Linked DNA regions of Homo sapiens: region 1 is linked to region 2. The links are chromatin loops, found by intact Hi-C in ENCODE. Cell type or tissue: PC-9. All regions are shown on one strand.

Region 1 (5,000 bases), 180 kb before region 2:
TTAGAAATATTTCCCAAAATTAATATTCTCATATTTTCTTCTGAACGTATTTATTATTTTAATACATTTGCAAAATTATAGATTTAAATTGCTATTTTCTTACAAGGTATAAAGTAGAGATCTAAATTTCAGTTTTTTAAAGGATTAAAAATATCCCATTTTTCTCAATTACTTGTATAATAATTCACTTCTTATCACCACTCATTTAAAAATTTAACTTTGTTTAATAATAAGTATTTGGAGTATTTTTGGCTTTCTACTGTCAGTAAAACACTGTTTTAATTGTTATTAATATATTTTATTTTTTATTATGATAGATTTTTAACACCGGCTGACTTGTATTCTCTTACTACTCTTTTTCAACAATTTTCTGTCTATTCTTTTTTGTTTATTCTTTCAACATTATTTTAGGTTTATTTATATCAAGTTTTAAAATCCCATTGGGATTCTGATTGGGATCACATACATTTATGAATTAATTTAGATAATATCAAAATTATTAAAATATTCAATATTATGAGACAAGTAATACTTTTTTCATGTATTCCTATTTTAAAAATACTTCTAAACATAATACGTGTATTTTTGTTCACACAGGTATTTAACATTTCTTATACTGTTTATTCCTAGGATATTCATATTTTTATTGAATTCAATTGGCTCATTGTATCTCATTTTCTAACCAGAATGTTAAAATAATGAAAGGAAGCCAGCCAGGTGCACTGCATCAGAGCACAGGCTCTGAAACCAGATGTCCCGGGTCTAGGGCATAAATCCTGGCTTGCTCACTTAGTCAGTATGGACACATCACTCAGCCGCTCCAAGCCTCAGTGTCCTCATCAGTAAAATGGAGACAATGATAATGACAATAATAGCACTTACTTCATAACTGCTATGAGGATTAAATGAGTGAATATTTAAATAATCTTAAAACGGTCTTTTAAGATTTAAAAAATCTTAAAACAGTCCTTGAAACTTATTAGTGCTATATATGCAGGGTTTTATTTTAAATAAAATAAATAACTTATAGAAATGGTACAGGTATTTTATTTTCCAGTTTCCTCTGTTTTTACGAGGTCTACTAAACTTTTAATTCATTTGCTTGCTTTTTCCAAAAAGATGAAATTACATTATCTCAAATAATTGTCTATTTTTTTTTTCTGGTATTTACACCTTAGTTTTTCCCCTACTTTAGCTCATGGACAGAGTTTCCAGAGACAGCGAAATACTGGTGATCAGGAGCACAGCTGTCTTATTCCTAACTGTAGTGGGAATGGCTCTTGCATTCTGTTCCTAAGGATGGTATTAGCCCTTGTTTTCCAGTAGATTTGTTTTATGATGCTAAAAAGAGTTCTTTTCTAGTTTGCTAAGAAGTACTAGTGGTAAGGAATATTGAATGTTTAACATAATCTCTCTGGATTAGTTTTCTTCTTTAACAAACCCAAATCTCCATCATGATTCTCATTCCGGAGATTAAGAAAATATGAGAAGGCGGGGATTTTTTTATACCTTTTAAGTAATTCTAATGTATCCCTCTGATATGGGTTGGGGGAGTGGATGTGTCTCCTTTTTCAATTTCTAAAAGTTTTAATTCTTCTTTGCCCCATTAATTAATGTAATTACCTAACTTAAAAAAATTGAACAATGCTATTCATGAATTTATCCTGCTTTATTTTGGTATGTTTAAACTATATTGATTAATATATAAAACTAAAATTTAAATTGAAAGTGTACTGATTAATTCAAATTTAGAGTATTTTGTTGAGTATGTTTATATAAATAATAATAAGAAATATTTGTCAATTGTGTATTGGGGGGTGTCTGTGTGTTGTCCCTAGACATACTGTAGTGTAAGACCTAAAAAGGGTCACTATTATATGCTGTCTTGACATCTGGTAAAATTGACAACCTTCCTTTTCACTGGGATGAAGCAGTGTCTGCTTATTCCTGAGTAGAAGATTTCAGTCTTCTGCCATCTCGTGGAATCGTTCAAACAGGCCAATCACACCCTCCCATGGGAACAGGGGCACCTCATCCTCTTGATACTACAAAGTCTTCTCCACAGCCCTTGTTGTTCAGTCTGTTCCAAGTGCAGCCCCACGTGACCTTCCATGGAGTGCAGCGTCCTCCTCCCCAGGCTGTGGGTGTAGGTGACTAATAAACGTTCCCCTCTGCCCAGCACCATGTGTCATGCACTTGGCCCTCCCCATAACCTTAGGGCAGGAATTCCTCCCTCACCAATGGGGCAAAAAAGAAGCAATTAAAACACGTTTGCCTCCCTTTTTACGTTTTGTTTTTGGTGCTTTAGCCACTTGTAAAATTAACTGGACATTTTCCCAAATGATTTCTGTGTTCTGGAACATTTTAAACAAGTGAAAATTATCTGCTTCTTCATGATTTGACAAAACACTTGTACAATTATTAGAGTCTGATTTATTTTTTGGAGGAAATTTTTTGCCTAACTATTCAATGTGTTTTATTGTTAATGGCCTGTTGTGCCTTCCTCCATCATCTTAAGAGCTTGTTTGGAGGTTTTAGCAGGGGAGCATAATTACTCACGTAGGTTTGACTGAAGACCAGTCCTCTTCTACTGGGGTTGGCTGTCCTCTTGGACTGAGTGTGCAGCTTTGGGAGAGATGCACATGGAGCAGTGAGGGATGAAGGGGACATCTAGCTAGCCAGCCAGATCAGCCCAATCCACCCTGGTGACACATGTTGCAGCCAGATTGCCTTCACTTCCTCTCCGTCTTCTTGAAGCAGTTTTTCAGTTTATGTTCTCCTATAAGAGAGTTCCTTTCATTGAGATCTTCAATCAGTTTAGAATAGTTTCTTACTTTTTTATTAGTCTCTCATTAATCATGTTTAATTATGAATAATTATCTACTTATTGAGAATCCACCATGGAGGTTCCTTCCCCATTAAGCTTATTACTCAGTGGGAAAGACAACATTGAACAGTTAGTTTCAATGTTTCACTGATCACATATTTTGAAGAAATACAGAGGGCTGTGTGAATGGTTACTGTGCCTTATAATTTTATTTTTGCACTTTATATTTTATTAAGAATATATTTATTAATTGGGCTCTTTTCCAAACACGTTGCAAATTCATGATAATATATTTAATGTAAATACATAAATATATGTGTCTTTCCTATCTACATTTATAAATATTTTCATCCACAGTTTTTTGGTTTTTTTTTCTGCAGAAAGGGTCTTCCTCTGTTGTGCAGGCTGGAGTGCAGTGGCACAATCAGCTCACTGTAGCCTCAAACTCCTGGGCTCAAGCAATCCTCTTCCCTCAGCCTCCCAAGTAGCTAGGACGGGAGATGCATGCCACCATGCTCAACTGATTTTTCAATTTTCTGTAGAGATGGGGCCTTGCCTTGTTGCCCAGGCTGGTTGCAAATTTCTAGCCTCAAGCAGCCCTGCCGCTTTGGACTCTCAAAACACTGAGATTATAGGCGCAAGCCACTGCACCAGGCCTACCCCCAGTTTTGATCAGTAAAGTCTTCATTCTTGTCCATGTGTCCTCCATTGTGAAGTTAATTTTCCCCAATTTAATGTTTGTTAAATTGGGGTTTCATCTTAAAACCTAAATGTATATTTAACATAACAGTGTGTTTTATCACACCTCCTCTCTATCCTCCTCCATCCTCATCCCCAATCCCTGCAAAGAAAACCCCTGTCACTGGATGTTGGAGCCACATCAATGACATTGTAGAGTACAGGTATCTGGCATCTGCTTGAGTCCTGATTCTGTTCTTTGTAATTCGGAAGCCCATTACGTATGTTGTTGAGCATCCTTTGCTTTGTATATAAATTATCTCCTGGCATTAATTTGATCTTTCTCTTCTTTTGTTTCCTATATTACTTAACTTGCATTAAAGTATATTTTTTGATTTTTCTGAGTGTCGATTCCTTTTTAATTTGCTCCACTGTGTTTATACAGTTTGCTTCTGCATATTTAGTTTTCACGACAAAAAAAGTCTCTAAAAAGTCTCTATTAACTGAGTAAATCATTATATGTTTTTCACCTTCACTTTTAGCTCATATTTTTTAGAACTTCATGCTCTTGTATCAACAATTTAGATATTTAGCCCAGAACACGTCAACCACTGTACCTCACAGAGTGGAGGCCAACGTGGAGTGAGGAGTTCCCAAGGCAGAGGAGGGAAAATCTTGAACTGAAGTCAAACTATCATGGGTGAGGAACACTTGGGACAAATAGTGCATGTTTGACAATTTATATCTGCTCCTTACATTACCAAAAACATCAACTTGGAACAGAAATTGTAAACCACAGCTTTTTTTTCTCTCAGACATGTCATGTTGTGATCTGACACGTACTTTTGCAGAGGAGAAATCTGGAAGCAAGTTCGGATTTGTTATTTTATTGGTAACCCCTTTTGCTCTTCCGACTGGATCCTCATAGGATTTTCATGTGTCTCTGACCTTGTGTTTTTCAAGATGTGTCTGGCTGTGCATTTTGCCATTCATTTTGCCTGGAACAACATGAACTTTTTTGAGCCCTACACTCAGTTTTGCTTTGTTTTCCAGCTTTAGAAAGATCTGTATACTTATGTGCTCATTATTGAGGACGTATAATATTAAATGAGTAGTGTCTAGCATTAAAAAAGATAAGCTGAGAGTTTATACAACTGTTGAAACCATAAAATGACAAAGACAATTACTCTAAAAACTATATATGCATATGTATCTTTAGCTAAATGAGGTTAATAAAAATGGTACGCTTCATATTGTTCACAATAATTTCAAGGATCAGAAAGGGAAGAAGTGGCGGAAAAGTGAAGTGAAATTCTATGAAATTCTGTCTTCCAGATGAGGGAATACTGTTTTATTCATAACTGAAAATCAGAAATAAACTAAAATCCTTTTGAAAAGTCAAAAGAAATATATTGTTGATAAAAAAGAGCAGAATATATTATAGAAGTAAATAGACATTGGCTACTTAGAAAAAAAGCCAACTGTAGCAATAGAA
Region 2 (5,000 bases):
GTAAAACAAGACGAAAGAACCCATCACGTGGATTTGTGGGGGGAAGAAAAGAGTTAACAAATGGCAACCACTTGCACCAGTGCCCAGCAGCACAGAGAGCATAGCAGATATTATATGCCAAGCACTGCACACCCGCAGATTGAACACTTAACATTATAAAAATAACAGGCACATACTTCTAGAAATAGTAATTAATAAGTCTAGTACTTTTATAAAACAGGAAATAATCAATGTGACAGGATCCTCTCAGAGGCCCGCATGTGTCCTGACAGCTAGGACAGAGCCAGGTGGTGATTTAGGAAAATGTAGGAAGCAGAGACTCCTGCATAACCCGTGCTGGCAAAGCCTCTGGAGGGAGGATGGACTCCTGAGTACCTACAGCTGGAGGTACCTATGACTCTGCAGGAAAAGTGGACTCATGAGTACTCAGCGCTGGAGAGGACTCTGGATGGAGGGAAGACTCATGAGTATCTACTGCTGGGGAGGACTCTGGAGGGAGGGTGGACTTGTGAGTACCCAGTGCTGGAGAGGACTCTGGAGGGAGGGTGGACCCGTGAGTACCCAGTGGAGGAGAGGACTCTGGAGGGAGGAGGGACCCGTGAGTACCCAGTGGAGGAGAGGACTCTGGAGGGAGGAGGGACCCGTGAGTACCCAGTGGAGGAGAGGACTCTGGAGGGAGGAGGGACCCATGAGTACCCAGTGGAGGAGAGGACTCTGCAAGGAAGAAGCATTCAGAATAACTGCTGCTGGAGAGAACAATTTCATTTCAGGAAAATGTTCTTATAGTTGCTCATTCCCATAAGCTAATATCTCTAATATATACACACATTCATGATTATAAATACTGTTAGAATACATAATACCTGTAGTACCTATATAATACTTATATGTTTGTGTACATATTTGAGTACAAAATATACATATGGACATAATGAGTGCAGAAGTTTTTGTAATCATGAAAACAGGAAATAATCCAATGCCAAATAAAATGGGAAGTTTAAGTAAATGATGCTCTTTTTGTCCACTCTCTGAAACACTAGAATGAGGAAAATGCAGGAATCTTGGACCTTGGACAACGGCTGGGAATTCTGACTCCTTATAAAACTGTTTCCAGAGTCCAGCATGTGCATGCTGCCATGAAGGTTTGGATCTATACATAAATATTATTGTATAAAATGGCTTGAGTTGCCATGTGGAGAAAGAGATACAAATATTCCGGATTCAGTCTCTGTTACTCTTAAGTTTCTGTGTTTGTGTTAACTTACCTCTAACCTGGGCAGCTGAATGGAGGTGGCAGTCAGTGACATCCTCCCCCTTCTTTTGGATCCCCTACCCCAGCATCTGGACTACTGTTGGACATGGGACAGACTTTTTGACTGATTATTTTGTTCATCTGTTATTTATGGTAAGTCTTATTTTGGGGAGCACTTTTTGTTATCTTGGAACGCTTGAAACCCTCCTTAGGTGTGAACTTCTGAGCAGATGCAGGCATCTCCTCCTGTCCAGCGGCAGTATGTCTTGCCTTGGGATTCAACCTTTGGCATTCATTCTTCAAAGCCCAGCCCCTTGCTTCTCAAAAGCCAATTCCACAAGTGTCTGCTGCTGAACACTGGGCACAGAGACCTGGGCAACAAGAGGCCGGCAGCCTGGGCCCCAGGCAGTGCTTCTGAGCAATGGCTGCATGTTGTCTTTTGTATTAATGAATTCTTTTATTTTCTGAATTCTGGTGCTTGGACATCCGGGGTCTTGCTGACCCTGGAGGTACTGCCCTTGCCAGAATGAGCTGGTTCTTAGAACCCAGGGCTGTGCTTTCCAAATCAAACCAACCACCTGGAGTCCATGCTCCAACCACCTTCTCTGTGGCCCTCACACTCCGGGCCACCATGCACCTGCCCAAATCACGCCAGGCGAGGGACCAGACAGGAAGGGACAGCCCCTCGCCCCTGAGCCTGCTAAAATGATTCAATGATTCAGGTTAGCTGATCTGAGCCTTCTCTGGCCCACGCTCCCCTCGCTCCCTTGCCCACCTGGTTGGCTGTGCGTCTCTGTGTGGCCAGGCGTGACTCCTCTGTCCAGGGATCTGCAAGGATAAACTTCTTTCTTCATGACAATCTTTCTGTGTCTGTGAGTCCCATCATCCCTGACTTAAAAAAAAATTCCAGGTACCATGGAAACACCTTTGGTTTACTCGAGACATAGTTCTCTCTATGCCTCAAGCCCCAGGGACGACTTTCTTCCTTCTGGTACTTCCCAGGCTCTTTCTCGCATTTCTTTTAGAAGTTGCCAATTCCCTTCCCCTCTCTGGCCTCTCCTGGCTTTCCCAGTCCTATGGGTGCCTGGCGCCCTGGGCAGCCACTCTGGTGCTGGCCCTGGGTCATGACCAGCTCCTCCCGCAGTGCGGGGCCTCCCTGCACCACCGTGGCCGTCCTGGACTGCAGGTCCCCCTCACGGTGCTCCCAGCCTATGGGTGAAGCTCCCAGCTCTACCTGGATGCTTGGTGTGGCTCAAGGCCAGCATTTACAAATGGCTGTAAGAACAGGCACCGCTCTGCAGGGGGAAGGGTGAGACAAACAAATGCTCACCTCTAAGCCCCTCCGCTACAGCAACCCTTCTCCTTTTGACAGCCCAGATTGTTAGCGTTGAATAAGATGTAGTGTTTGCTGGCACAGCAGGGTGGCTATAGTCAAGAATAATTCAAGTGTACATTTTTAAATAACTAAAAAGAGTGTAACTGGATTGTTTGTAACACAAAGGATGGATACTTGAGGGGACGGGTTCCCCATTTTTCATGTGATTAGAACACATTGCATGCCTGGATAAAAGCATCTCATGTACCCCATAAATATATGCTTCTACTATGTATCCACAAAAATTAAAATAAAAAATTGAACAACAAAAGAACAGCAGAAACCAGATTGTTAGCACCTGGGGACTGCGGGCCCGGCTGACCTGCAGTGCGTAGAGCGGCCCCTAGGTGGCAGCACAGCACCGGTCGCCCTGGGGGTAAAAGGGGCGCCCTCCTGGCCCAGGGTCCTCAGGGCAGGAGGGTCCCCGAGTGTCCCCAGGCCCTGCAGCCTGGGCAGCCGCGCGGGCGCCGTCTCCAGAGGGGAGGGGACCCAACGCCTCGGGAGTGGACTGAAGCTGGAAAAACAAACAAACAGACACCGAGCTTTTCCTGAGAAGGATTCCCAGCCGAGGAAGCGGGTGCTGCGATGGGACTTGGGGATGCCTGCAGGGCGAGAGAAAGGTGCTCCTGGGTGGCCTTCAAAGAGCCCTCCGAAGAGTCCACCCAGGAGCACCAGCAACTGAAGATGGAGAAGAAGAAACGGCCGCAGGCCGGAGGTCAGAGCATTCCCATGGGGAAGCCAAGTCAGGGAGAAGCCACGGGCTTGGGAGAAGCAGGGAGAGGCCAGAGCGTCCGCTGTGGTCACTGGACGGCTGGTCTATGGCAGGGGAATCTCCGGAGACGCACCTGCCGCCACTGCTCATAGAACTTAGTGCAGAGGAAGAGCGAGTCCTCGCTGAAAACTCGGGTTCCAGTCACCCCGCGCCCCGCCTCACCTGAGGCCTCTGCCTTTGCAGGGGGACTGTGAGGTTGCAGCGATGTCTTCCCAAATAGCTCATGGGTTCTACTCAGTGATCCGTTTTAAGAAAACTGGTAGAAATCTCAGCCTAGTACTGAAATGTGAGTGCCGGTTAGCATTGCTTTTAAGGATCTTACAAAAACACGGACCGATTTTTACAGGGAAGTGAGACAAAACGTATTATTGCTATCGTGTGCCAACTCAATAAGGCATTTAATTTGTTAGTAATATAATTCAGAGAATAATACTTATTATTATTATTATTTTTATTATTTGACATAGGTCGCAATTGGGCAGGGGCCGCGCTGCCTCCTCCGTTCAGCTGTTGTGGCCTGGAACCCACTGTACTTGGCTCTGCGTCTCACCCATAAAGTGAAGTCTGTAAATGATTTTTCAATTGAGTTCAAACTGAGTATGGAAATCAATTACTTTTCAAATACCCACTGCAACAATTAATCCAAAGCCTCACTGCTGAGCTCTGCTCACTGGTTCCAGCTCTGTGCGCAGCTGGGAAGCAGGGAAATCCTGATGCTATGGAATTAAACGGGAGCTGGAGTGAGTTCGGGAAGGACAAGAATTTTCCACGCCAGCATGATCGTTACCCGGTAGGGTGAAGTGGCAAGGCTGTGAGGCACAGAAAACGTGGTTTTTGCGTCAGCTCTTCTGTTAATGAGGCCTGTCTCAGTTTCCCCATTATATTCTGTGCAAGCTTCTACCCCAAATGGGGTCTGTCTCTAGTCTGCGACTTACTTCTAACAATATTGTTTTTTACTCAAATTACACGCTCCATCCCCGAACTGAAGAGATGCACAAAAGAGATGAGGAAAGTAACTGCTTAGTTCTAGGAAACCATATGCAGCACCCCCGAACTGTGCAAAACAGTTCTGACACAAAAACCACGTTTTCTGTGCCTCGTGGCCTTGCCGCTTCACCACACTGGCTAACGACCATGCTCGTGTGGAAAATTCTTGTCCTTCCCAAACTCACTCCAGCTCCCATTTAATTCCATAGCCTTAGAAGGATTTCCCTGCTTCCCAGCTGCGCACAGAGCTGGGATCACTGAGCAGAGCTCAGCAGTGAGGCTTTGGATTAATTGTTGCAGTGGGTATTTGAAAAATAATTGAGCTTTTTATTGATGGAAAGATTGTTTTAGGCTGGTCACAGTGGCTCACGCCTGTAATCCCAGCACTTTGGGAGGCCAAGGTGGGCGGATCACAAGGTCAGGAGATCCAGACCATCCTGACCAACATGGTGAAACCCCGTCTCTACTAAAAATACAAAAATTTGCCGGGCCTGGTGGCACACACCTGTAGTCCCAGCTACTTGGGAGGCTGAGGCAGGAGAATTGCTTGAACCCGGGAGGCGGAGGTTGCAGTGAGCCGAGGTCACGCCACTGCACTCCAGCCTGGCGACAGA

What was found. A loop is a pair of places that touch in the nucleus more often than their neighbours do. Peaks named below come from ENCODE experiments on the same cell type or tissue, not always from the same donor. Only the 100,000 strongest peaks of a DNase experiment are listed, where the experiment ranks them.
Region 1: a loop joins it to region 2, with 2.6 times the contacts of the local background. A loop is called at or near these places in 1 of 110 quality-filtered maps.

The regions. Positions count from the first base shown.
Region 1 is chr5:5,123,786-5,128,785 of GRCh38, reverse strand. It overlaps the pseudogene RN7SKP73. Among named protein-coding and RNA genes, the nearest start is that of ADAMTS16-DT, 14 kb to the left of the region's middle. In PC-9, no CTCF peak of the experiment used is centred here; a DNase peak (open chromatin) is centred at 2,165.
Region 2 is chr5:4,940,442-4,945,441 of GRCh38, reverse strand. No RefSeq gene overlaps it. Among named protein-coding and RNA genes, the nearest start is that of LINC01020, 91 kb to the left of the region's middle. In PC-9, CTCF peaks have their summits at 2,745 and 2,955 (motif pointing right); no DNase peak of the experiment used is centred here; H3K27me3 peaks cover 3,800 bases.